Regions from separate parts of the Homo sapiens genome. Here regions 2 and 3 are each linked to region 1. A link is a contact called in ENCODE Hi-C or POLR2A ChIA-PET data. All regions are on one chromosome and are shown on one strand. Each heading gives the region's core, a stretch centred on a gene start or an enhancer-like site at or near the end of the contact. The rest is flanking DNA. Distances are from core to core; before and after follow the strand shown. Region 1 overlaps ATXN7L1 (ataxin 7 like 1). Region 2 has its middle 40 kb from the start of SYPL1. Region 3 overlaps SRPK2 (SRSF protein kinase 2).

What was found. Hi-C counts contacts between places; a loop is a spot of excess contacts on that map. ChIA-PET counts read pairs that join two places held with the same protein, here RNA polymerase II (POLR2A). Pooled maps may share reads with other maps.
Region 2: a loop to region 1 is called in a pooled map, with 3 times the contacts of the local background. The contact joins two enhancer-like sites. A Hi-C loop is called at or near these places in 2 of 168 maps with a recorded cell type or tissue (posterior vena cava and transverse colon), 8 of 37 single-sample maps with no recorded cell type and 6 of 50 pooled maps. POLR2A ChIA-PET finds 5 or more read pairs at or near these places in 1 of 52 experiments (endothelial cell of umbilical vein).
Region 3: a loop to region 1 is called in a pooled map, with 9 times the contacts of the local background. The contact joins two enhancer-like sites. A Hi-C loop is called at or near these places in 2 of 37 single-sample maps with no recorded cell type and 10 of 50 pooled maps.

The regions. Positions count from the first base shown.
Region 1 is chr7:105,807,513-105,810,890 of GRCh38, reverse strand. All of the region lies in intron 2 of ATXN7L1 (ataxin 7 like 1), which reads left to right. Among named protein-coding and RNA genes, the nearest start is that of ATXN7L1, 67 kb to the left of the region's middle. RefSeq lists enhancers at 1,676-1,785, 1,906-1,975. Within about 2 kb of position 1,495, at least 8 of the 41 ENCODE cell types and tissues checked have a DNase peak (open chromatin) inside an H3K27ac peak, as active enhancers do.
Region 2 is chr7:106,150,999-106,154,145 of GRCh38, reverse strand. No RefSeq gene overlaps it. Among named protein-coding and RNA genes, the nearest start is that of SYPL1, 40 kb to the right of the region's middle. Within about 2 kb of position 1,710, at least 2 of the 41 ENCODE cell types and tissues checked have a DNase peak (open chromatin) inside an H3K27ac peak, as active enhancers do.
Region 3 is chr7:105,303,327-105,306,919 of GRCh38, reverse strand. The region is part of intron 2 of SRPK2 (SRSF protein kinase 2); the gene reads left to right. Among named protein-coding and RNA genes, the nearest start is that of SRPK2, 84 kb to the left of the region's middle. Within about 2 kb of position 2,264, at least 6 of the 41 ENCODE cell types and tissues checked have a DNase peak (open chromatin) inside an H3K27ac peak, as active enhancers do.

The DNA.
Region 1 (3,378 bases), core at 246-2,745:
CTTCTCCCACCTCCACTTCTGCTGCCCTGATCTGAGCCACCATCACCTAAATTACTATAAAAGCCAAGTATCAGTTCATGTCACTCCTCTGCTCAAAAGCCTGCATAGCTTCCCACACCACTCAGAGTCACTGGCACAGCCTTTCCGCCGCCCCCATGCCATCCCCGGCTTCAGTGCCTCTACGCTGGCTCGCGTTGGCTCCTGCACACAGGCTGGCTTCTTTGCTCTCCCTCATACGTCCTAGGCTCTCCCCTTCTCTGGACCTTTGCACTAGCTCTTCCCTCTGTGCGGAACACCATCCCCTAGATGTGCTCCAGCCTCACAATCTACCTTCTCACCTTCTTCTAGTCTGCTCAGATATCACCTTCTCAGTGGCACCCTTTTTACAATTCCAGCCAGCCTTCCCAGCACCAGTGTTTTGTTTGTTTGTTTTTTTATAACACTTTACCCTTTCTATAGCAGACATTATTGGGAATACTTATTGTTTGTTGTTTGTCTCACCTGCTAGCATGTGATGTCTACAAGGCAAGGGTCTTGCCAGTTTTGGTGACTGGTGTTTCCCAAGGGCCTAGAGCAAGGGAGAGCCAGGACTGGGCCCAGGTCTCCCTGGCTCCAAGGCCATCCTCTTCCTGCTGTGAAAGACCACTCTGAACTATACAAGGGTAGATCTCTCCAACACCACATCTCGTTTATCCTCCCTGCCCCATCTTTTGCCATCTTCCTCAGTGACTTCAGTATCTCTGTGAGCCTACTTGCTAAAATAGAAATTTTAAACTGTACAGAAAGAACATGGTGTTATGTTCAAGAGAATGGAGTCTGGGCTGGGTGTGGTGGCTCACACCTGTAGTCTCAACACTTTGGGAGGCCAAGGCTGGAGGATCATTTGAGTCCTGGAATTCGAGGCCAGCCTGGGCAACATAGTGAGACCTCGTCTCTACAAAAAATTTAAAAAATTAGGTGGATGTGGTGGCATGTGCCTTTCGTCCCAGCTACTTGGGAGGCTGAGTTGGGAGGATCACTTGAGCCCAGGAGGTCAAAGCTACAGTGAGCTATGATAGCATAACTATGCTCTAGCCTGGGCAACAGAGTGAGACCCTGTCTTGGAAAAAAAAAAAAAGGAGTCTGGAGCCACTTACACAGCAGGTAAGCATAGGCACCTCACTTCACCTCCCTTTGCCTCAGTTTCCTCATCTATCAAAAGGAGATAATCATGCCACCTTACCTTGAAGGGTTTCTGTGAGGGCTAAATACGTTAATATATGTAACCACTTACCATGGAAACAGTGAGTACCATGTCAGTATCATTGTAAGGATATATATTTGAACCTTGAGGACACTATGCTAAATGAAATAAGCCAGTCATAAAGGACCAATACTGCCTGATTCCACTGATATGAGGTATCTAAGGCAGTTGACTCGTAGAAGCAGAACATAGAATGGTTGAGTGCCAGGGGCCGGAGGAAGGAGGAAGTGAGGTTGCTGCTCAGTGGGCGTGGAGTTTCAGTAGTGCAAGCTGAGTCAGTTCTAGAGATCTGCTTTACAACAGTGTGCTTATGGTTAACAATACTGTACTATACACTCACAGATGTGTTAAGACAGTAGATCTCATGTTATATGGGGCTTTTTAAACCACAACTTGTTTTTTAAAAAGGATGTAATATATTAGTCACTAACCCTTTGTTTTATTGAATTTTCTCAAGGTTAAGGGACTTACCCAAGTGCTCGCAGCTTATAAAGGAAAGAGGGTGACAAGAATGAAGCCTCTGACTTCCAGGGCTCTTTGTCCTGCTCCAAGTCAGGCATTAGTTCTGTCTGTCAAAATCCAGATTATCAAAGGACCATAGTATAAAAGGGCTCTGCAATATGGGGAGGTGCATCCACGCTTCTTTGGGAGAAACGCCTCACATGTTGGCTTCATAAAACTCTTCTATGCCCCGTAGGTTGGACAATGAGAAATAAATAATCCAGACATTGGTGTTTTTGATAGGTGGTTAGAGCTTCCCCAACAGGGGGAGTAAACAAAAGAACCATCTTAATTTCAAGCTTAGTTAGAACTACGGAAGACTAAAAGTCATTTTTCAAAATGGTGGGTGGTGCCAGGGCTCTATCCCCACCTGGAAGGGGCACTTGATCTGTAAAAGCAGCAAAAATAATTGTGTCTTTTATGTCACTTAGGTAGAAGCTCCTGTCCCAATTAATTCTTATCTCCTCCTCCCTTTATAAATATGCTTGGGCAAAGTGACATCCTAGCAGTTTTTTGTTTTGTTTTCTCTCTTCTTAACAAGGAATTCTCTCTGCTTAGGCATTTTAGGTGCTGATTTTTCTCATGTCCCAGAGATGCTTCTAATTAGTTGATGCTTCCTTCCCATAATAGTTCACCACAGAGAGTGGATTTGGACTGGAGGAGGGAGCAATTTTGTCATCTTATCAAAGTGCCACTGATCAGGTTGGCTTTCCTGAGTGCTCATTCATTTTTCCGCCTCTCTGGAAACAGAAGCAGCAAGCTCCTTGCTGAGTGGAGCTGGAGGTTTTTGGGTTTTGCTGTCTCCCCAGTGCTTCCCAGCACCCTTTGATGAAATGCTGCCTCAGAGTCTTTGCAGTAGGGCTCACTAGAGAAATTATCTTTTTCCTTTCACATCAGTGGAAAAACACTTGGCTGGGGACAAATGGCAAAAGCATGCCACTGTCACCTTGTCCCTAAGTAACCTGGCACCCACCAGGGCTGCCTGCAGGCCCTGTGTGTCCTGGGGAGAAGGTATATAAAGGCCTCTTCCTTTTCCTGCTTTCTAGGAGCAGAGTGACCCTCCAGGCCAAGGACAGTGCTGTATTCTTGGGTGGTTCTGACATTGCAGAAAGAGTCTGTGGACACTAGAGATCCAAGAATTATCCTCCAGTGCTTCAGAGCTGGAAGGAGATGCTAGCTCAGGCCTCTTTAAGGACTTGTATCAGTTAGCTAGCTTTTGCTGTGCAACAAACCACCCCAAAACTTGATGGCTTAAGACAGTAAACATTACTTACTATGATTCTGTGGGTCTTCTGGGTGTTTCTTCTGGTGCGGATAGCGCAGCCCAGGCTGGATGGTCAAAGAGGCCCTCCCTCACCTGTCTGGTGGTTGGGAGGCTGCTCGGTCTGGAGAGGTCTGGGCAGGAACAGCTCACCTGTGCTCCATGTGGGTCCGTCCATGCTACTGCAGCCCAGCCCGGGCTTTCCACATGAGGGTTCCAAGGAGAACAAGAGAGGGCACACAAACCCAGTGCATAAGTATTTTATAAGTGTCTGTCACAGTTGCTAATGGTCTGTTGGCCAAAGTAAGTCATGTGACTGAGCCCAGAATCAATGTGAAAAGGGGGAACCCAAGGGTGTGAAGATTGGAAGGTA
Region 2 (3,147 bases), core at 461-2,960, 340 kb before region 1:
TAATTTGCTTGTCAGCTTCTCTCTGTTAACAGGCCAAAAAGAAGTACCAGGAATTGGCCAAAGCTTTGAGGATAAGCACTAGTGGTGTTGGCAGCGACATTCCAGCAGAGAGCAGCAGAGGGCTGAGCGCTGGGCAGCTGCCTGCTGCAGGGCTCCTTGCTCCCAGGAATGTATTTGAGAGATGAGGCAAGGCGGGCGGGCGCACCCCAGGAAATCTCCTATTTCAAGGCAGAAAATGTCTAGAATCAGAGAACAAGAAAAGCTAGAATGTACCATGAGCCTCTTTGATCTGAAAGAGATCATAGTTCTGATGGGATCTGTACTTGTTCTAAGTTCAGCCTCTGCTGGGGGTGGGGGTCAGCCTTGTTTTTTTGGTTGGTTGGTTGGTTTTGAAACGGAGTCTCTCTCTGTCGCCCACGCTGGATTGCAGTGGCACGATCTCAGTTTACTGCAACCTCTGCCTCCCGGGTTCAAGCGATTCTCCTGCCTCAGCCTCCCGAGTAGTTGGGATTACAGGCATGCACCACCACACCCAGCTAATTTTTGTATTTTTAGTAGGGACGGGGTTTCACCACGTTGGCCACTCTGGTCTTCAACTCCTGACCTCAAGTGATCCGCCCGCGTTGACCTCCCAAAGTGCTGGGATTACAGGCGTCAGCCAGGGCACCTGGTCTGTTTTTTGTTTTGTTTTAACATAACATCCTGAAGCAACCTTCCTCCTGACTCAGCATCTGCCTCCTGGAAAGCCACCTTCCTTCCTCTGAGGGGCAGCTTCTCCTCTGTTCTCTGAGAGAGGAGCCAGTGCTTTGATGCAGCCTTATGGTTTTTCTTTTGTGGACTGCCCCTAATTGCAGCAGTCAGCAAGTTCTTTGCAGGGAAGGGCTGACTCACCTGCATTTTGGAAGAAGCCATCCTTATTTTCAGGCACAGAGAACATCTATTAGCCCAAAATGTCTTCCAAATTTCAAGGAGTACATGTTTCAAAAGGAATTGTCATCACAGTTTTACTCCAAGCAGTTGGCTTCCAAGAAGCCTGTCTCTGGCCATTGGGGATGTTAAAATAACCTAAATTTGGCCTGAGGAAGCCTTTGCACCCAAGTCCTTACTTAACTAACTGCAGGCAGCCTGGCTTACTAATCTAATTGAAAGCCTAAATTTAGGAGTATGCTTTTGTAAAAAATAGCTGAGTCTCCGCCATCACGGCAACTGAGCTTCCTTCAATCCCTGGCTGCCAACGATCAAATAAGGCAAACGCTGAGCCGGAACCAGTTAAGCCCTATATGTACCTCACTTCTGTTTTCCGTGCATCCATAACACTTGATCACATTGTTGACCATGTTCTTAGAACCCGTTCTGAATCAGAGGGCTGCCTGATTCACATGTCATGTGTTTTTGTTTTCTGAGTTTTTGTTTTTTTCTCACTTAAACTCTGCTAAACTTGTCTAAGGTTTTTCTTTTTAACAGGGTCTCTGGAACTCACTGCTCAAAGATCTTCCCTCTTGTTTATTGAAAGGTGACAGGTCCCCTCTAAAAACTGCAAGGTCAAGTATGTCTGTGACTTTAGCGACTGTCAAAAGAATGCAGGCAGGCCCAACTGAGTGGGGACACAAGGAAATATAGGGGATGACAAACAAGAACCGTCAGCTCTTGTGCCAGCTTCCTACGTACCGTCTGTGTTGGAACAATCACCCAGGTACTGACAGGTGCCAGCCTAGCTGCAGAGCAGGCTAACCCCAACCCCACCAAGCCCTGAGGGTGAACGTGGAGCAAGAACCTGGCTCACCAACTACAGCAAAAGAACCGTCTTGTTGAGCAAACTCTTCCCATGGGACTGTATAATACCTTTGGTTTCCCAACTTTTTACAAATTTACCTTGATCCTGAAATCTCTGCAGCACTTAAAGATTATGGACTTTTCTGTGAGAATCAGAGCTTTTGGACTATGTGACAGTACTTGTTGCCTGCTCAAAGTCTATTCTTCCTCCTTCCTTAGTGAGAGAACTTTGGACAGTATGTTTGTTTAAAAAGAAACAACAACAAAAAACTGCATTCCAAGCCTCTTGCACAGATTAATGTCACTAAATATGCCGGCGAGCCTGGGGATGAGGCCTTTTGGGAGGTGCATCTGCCCCTGTCCCTGTCCGATCCTGACTGAAACAGGGACACGGCCACAGCAGGGATGGTCCAGCAGTCATCTTGTGAGCTCAGTGCTGACAGCCACCCACAGGAGTGGCAGGCATACACAGGAGGGGTTGACACCAGTAACCTTTTGGAGCCACCATACCTGCCTCAACTCCTCCCTCCTTCTGTTACTGGAGAAAATAACTGAAACATTTATTCCCTAATTTTCTTAAGTCACTGACATCAACCCCCACCACTATAAGTGGCAGGAGGTTACCCTGCCCCATGCATTGTAAGCATCCAGTTAACAGTCACAGAGAAAACCCAGATGGAAGAAAGACACCCTCTTGCCTTTCCCTGATCGAGATAGGCAGCATCTGTTTTTGTTTCTCTTCCCCATATTGAAACAGAAATAACATTAGAACCTTAGAGTAAGGGGGCCAGAGGGTCTGGAGAGAGCTTCGCATCTTAGAGGCTGGGCAGTGACCAACCTGTGTAGGGAACAGAGTGAGGCCCTACCATCAACGCCAACTCTAGGAGGAACACCCCAGCTGGCCTCCCTGCCCTGTCCTCCACCCCCACAAGTTACATCTGAAGTTGAGGGAGGTGCAGCCAAATGATGCTCCTTCTCTTTTTATTTAAATTGTAAACATAAACTCATTTAACCAGAAAGTTATGCAGATACATAGTACAAATACAAAAAAAAATAGAGGAACATCAAAAGTGCTAATAATTCCACCCAAAGACAATTTCTTTTTAAAGCTGCAGAAATAACCTTCCAGATCTTTTCGGATATACATATATACAAATACATATTTATCATTAAATGGGATAATACTATAGATAGAATAGTGTGATTGTAAGTGTGCAATTCCAACCCGTCAACAATACATTGCTATTTTAATGTAACTAGAGTTGCCTGCCCTTCTGTCTGGCTCCACTGACATACCAGACTTAGGTCTGCCCTCCCATGCCACCACCAGTCCATCTCCATTTCTAAAAGGGCTTGAGAGGTGGTGGCATCCTT
Region 3 (3,593 bases), core at 1,015-3,514, 500 kb after region 1:
TCCATAAGTGTGAGTCTCCATATCTATAATCAAGTTGTAAGTTTGTGTTTAAACATTTTTCCCCCATATTTAGCCATGTCTCCTCCTTTGTATTGTTTTCTTCTACAAAAATGTTCTTGTAATAGTGTTTTACTTTTAATTCTGAGAAATTTATGACATTTTCTTTTTAAAAGTTATTCTCCACTTAAGTTAGAGATGTATACAGCATTAAAATGGATTGCAGATAAAGATATTTGTAAATGAGTGTTTCGGTTAAATGCTTTTCCAACTGAAGGTGGCATCTTGCCAACGAGAGGATAGCAGTTAGCCAACATGTTTTTTCTTCATGACTGTTTTTTCTTTGTTCAGGTGGAGTACATCCTGCTGCTTCAAGGGTAGAAGACTCCTCACTGCTTTCCTTCATGAGATTTCAAAGGAAGTGTTGGTTTTTTTTTTGCCTGGTTCAAGTATTGACCAAGAAGATGACAGTGATGTGGTCTCTTAGGTTTCAAAATTTCTACTTAAACATCTTGGTTCTAGTGATACGTACTTTGCAAAAATAATTCACAGTTATTATGACTTTTGTTAATATTCTGAAACTATGGTATTCAGAGATGATCCGTCAGGTTCTGATTAAGTTTCTTAGAAGCCCAGTGCACTGAAAAGATTATGGTGTGTCTTTTCTCTTCCTAGCAAAATGGAAAATGACAATACTGAAATGCAAACTAATAGAATACCAGCAAAAATTCTCATTGTTACTCATGGCTTCAAAAACTACATCAGATGCCTTAAAAAAAAATCCTCTTACTTCTTTTGGTACCTCATTTTTGTTGGTTTTCTAAGCATGTAGAAGGGGACCAGAGCATGCCACCCCAAAATATCCCACTTTTAGTGTAGGTGTTGTTTTAAGCTGAAGGCATTTAGTTTCCTGCCCTCCACCTTTCTGTCTAAAAGCAGGCTATCCATTTACATTTCTGAAAGTGTTCCGTACTAAAGAACCCCTATTTATTATACATTTCTAGTTATCTTCCCATGATTTGTACCTCCCTCAAAGTCCAGAACTTGTTTTCCTCAGTCTAGCCTTTTCCCCGTACTTTATCACCCTTTGTTAAGATGGTGTGTAAACCCAAATTTTAATCACCCTTTTGAGTTAACACTGAGTTCTCCTTTGTGTATGCACATTGCATGCATAGGTAAACTGCTTTTTTTCCCCCTCCTGTTAATCTTTTATCTGTTAAATTCAGGGACCCCAGCCACTGAATCTAAGAGGGTAGGGAAAGAGTGTTTTCCTCTCCAACAGTGTGCTTCATTTTTTTCCTGTTGGGTAATTCAACACTGACTCTCCCCAAAATTACACAGAAGAATTAAAGTAACACAGGAATGAAGAAGCGAACATAGATTTATCTGTCAGATGCATTTAAATAAAGTTATTTCTCTACAATTTCCTTGGTCTTTTGTATACTGTTATAATAAACTAGTAGGCAGCAGAAAATTTTTTTTGTGACAGAGTCTCGCTCTATTGTGCGAGACTGTGTGGCACAGTCTCGGCTCACTGCAACCTCTGCCTCTTGGGTTCAAGAGATTCTCCTGCCTCAGCCTCCCCAGTAGCTGGGATTACAGGTGCCCACCACCTGTAAAAATACCCGGCTAATTTTGTGTTTTTAGTGGAGATAGGGTTTCACTATGTGGGTCAGGCTGGCCTTGAACTCTTGACTTCAGGTGATCTGCCTGCCTCAGTCTCCCAAAGTGCTGGGATTACAGGCATGAGCCACAGCGCCTGGCTGGCAACAGGATTTTTGTTAAATAATCATCCTCTGTTGTCTCCAAGATTTTAGAAATCCCAGAAAACATGGAAACCTATGAAAATATGAACTTGACCTAAAGTATTTTGAATAATATTTATTGCTGTGGTTCTAGATGCTTCTAAAGTTTAGACTAGAGGATAGTTTTTATCTTTGTTAGGTCAGGATATTTAGCTGTGTAATAGTTTGGTTTTAAAGCTGTATGCTTTTTGACTTCTATTTAGGCTAAGAAGGCTTTTAGTCTTTCTTTTAGTGAAGAGGGTGTCCCTAGTCTGAGGGCATCTGTAGGCAGCATGTATCAATCAGTGATTGTAGCCCGGGGCCAGGGCAGCCCTGCGGTTTTCACAGTGGATTGTCTATATATCATCTGTTTCAAGATTCCTGTAGTCATGATACTAAAACGGAAAGGTGGACCAAATATTTTGTTTTTCAGTTTATCAGTTTTTCTTTGAGTCATCTAAGTAAGGCTCGGGATACTGTCTAATGGGAAATGAACAGTTAAGACAAAATCAGGGCAAGTCTTTGGGCAAGACAACTCTGTTTACTTTAGTATGCATACATGCATAGCCTGCCTTGTTCCAAAAAGGATTTAAGGTGGCACTGCTGTGCACTTTCTGTGGTTTATGGTCTGAGACTTATTTATAAATACAGTTACTAGTTTCAAATTGAAATGAATCTGGCTTCCAAATGGTGTGTAGTGTACTTACCCCAACAATGCTGCCATTGTACCCCAAGGTCTTCTTTAGGATTTGAATATGTTCATTGGTCATAAATCTTTATCCTTTGATGTTAGAATCAATTTTTGGAACCAGCTAAAAGTCATTAAGTGCCGAGTTTGGTGAATAACCTGGATAGGCAATCTGGGTTGTTAGAGCTTTTGGTTTATTGTTTTTGACTCATGGACTGTGAGCCAAAATAGGATGATGAAACTAGTTTCTAAGCCACAGTTAACTCCTTGTTAACATTCAGCAGTCTTGAACAATGGGTCCAATTGACTCTTGGTCTTGTGCTACATTAGCAGTGCCATTGAGATCAAATAAACAAGTTAACATTGTCCTCACTTGTGATTTTGAGATGGATGTTTTCTTGGGTTTGTAGTACAGCAAAGTATACCATTGCAAATTTCATGTTTTCAGGTCGTAATGAAAACTTTTGAAGTCAACTCTACCGATTTTCTCAAAATATTTCTGTTTTTTTCAGCTGTTAACAAAAGATCCAAAACAGTGAACAGGTTGTAACTGCTCTTTATCACTTGGTGAAAATTTCTTCCAAACGTTTTCACTAGCTTTTCACATAGTTTGACCCTCTGCCACATATTCGTGTGTTTTGTTTTTTTACTATGTAACCATTAAACTGTACGAATTGAGTTATTACTTTGACATCATTTTATAGATGAAGAAACAGGTTTACGAAAGATGAGACTTGATTTAAGGGATCAGAGATACTAAAGAGTCAAGATTCAAATCCCAGTTTTCTGGGTTTTTTTTCAGTGTATAATGCTGCCAGGATGGACATCAGCCATAACCTCCTTAATTTTCTTTTAGTAATATGAATTAATTTTCATATAAGAATATGAAAATTAAGAGCTCTTCCCTTTTATTTCCATAAATCTTGTGGATTTAATGCCACCCCTAATTAAATGTTAATTACTTTTTACTCAGGTCATTTTTTTTTTAATTATACTTTAAGTTCTAGGGTACATGTGCACAACGTGCAGGTTTGTTACATATGTATGTATGTGCCATGTTGGTTTGCTGCACCCATTAACTCATCATTTACATTAGGTGTTTCTCCTAATGCTGTCCCTCCCCC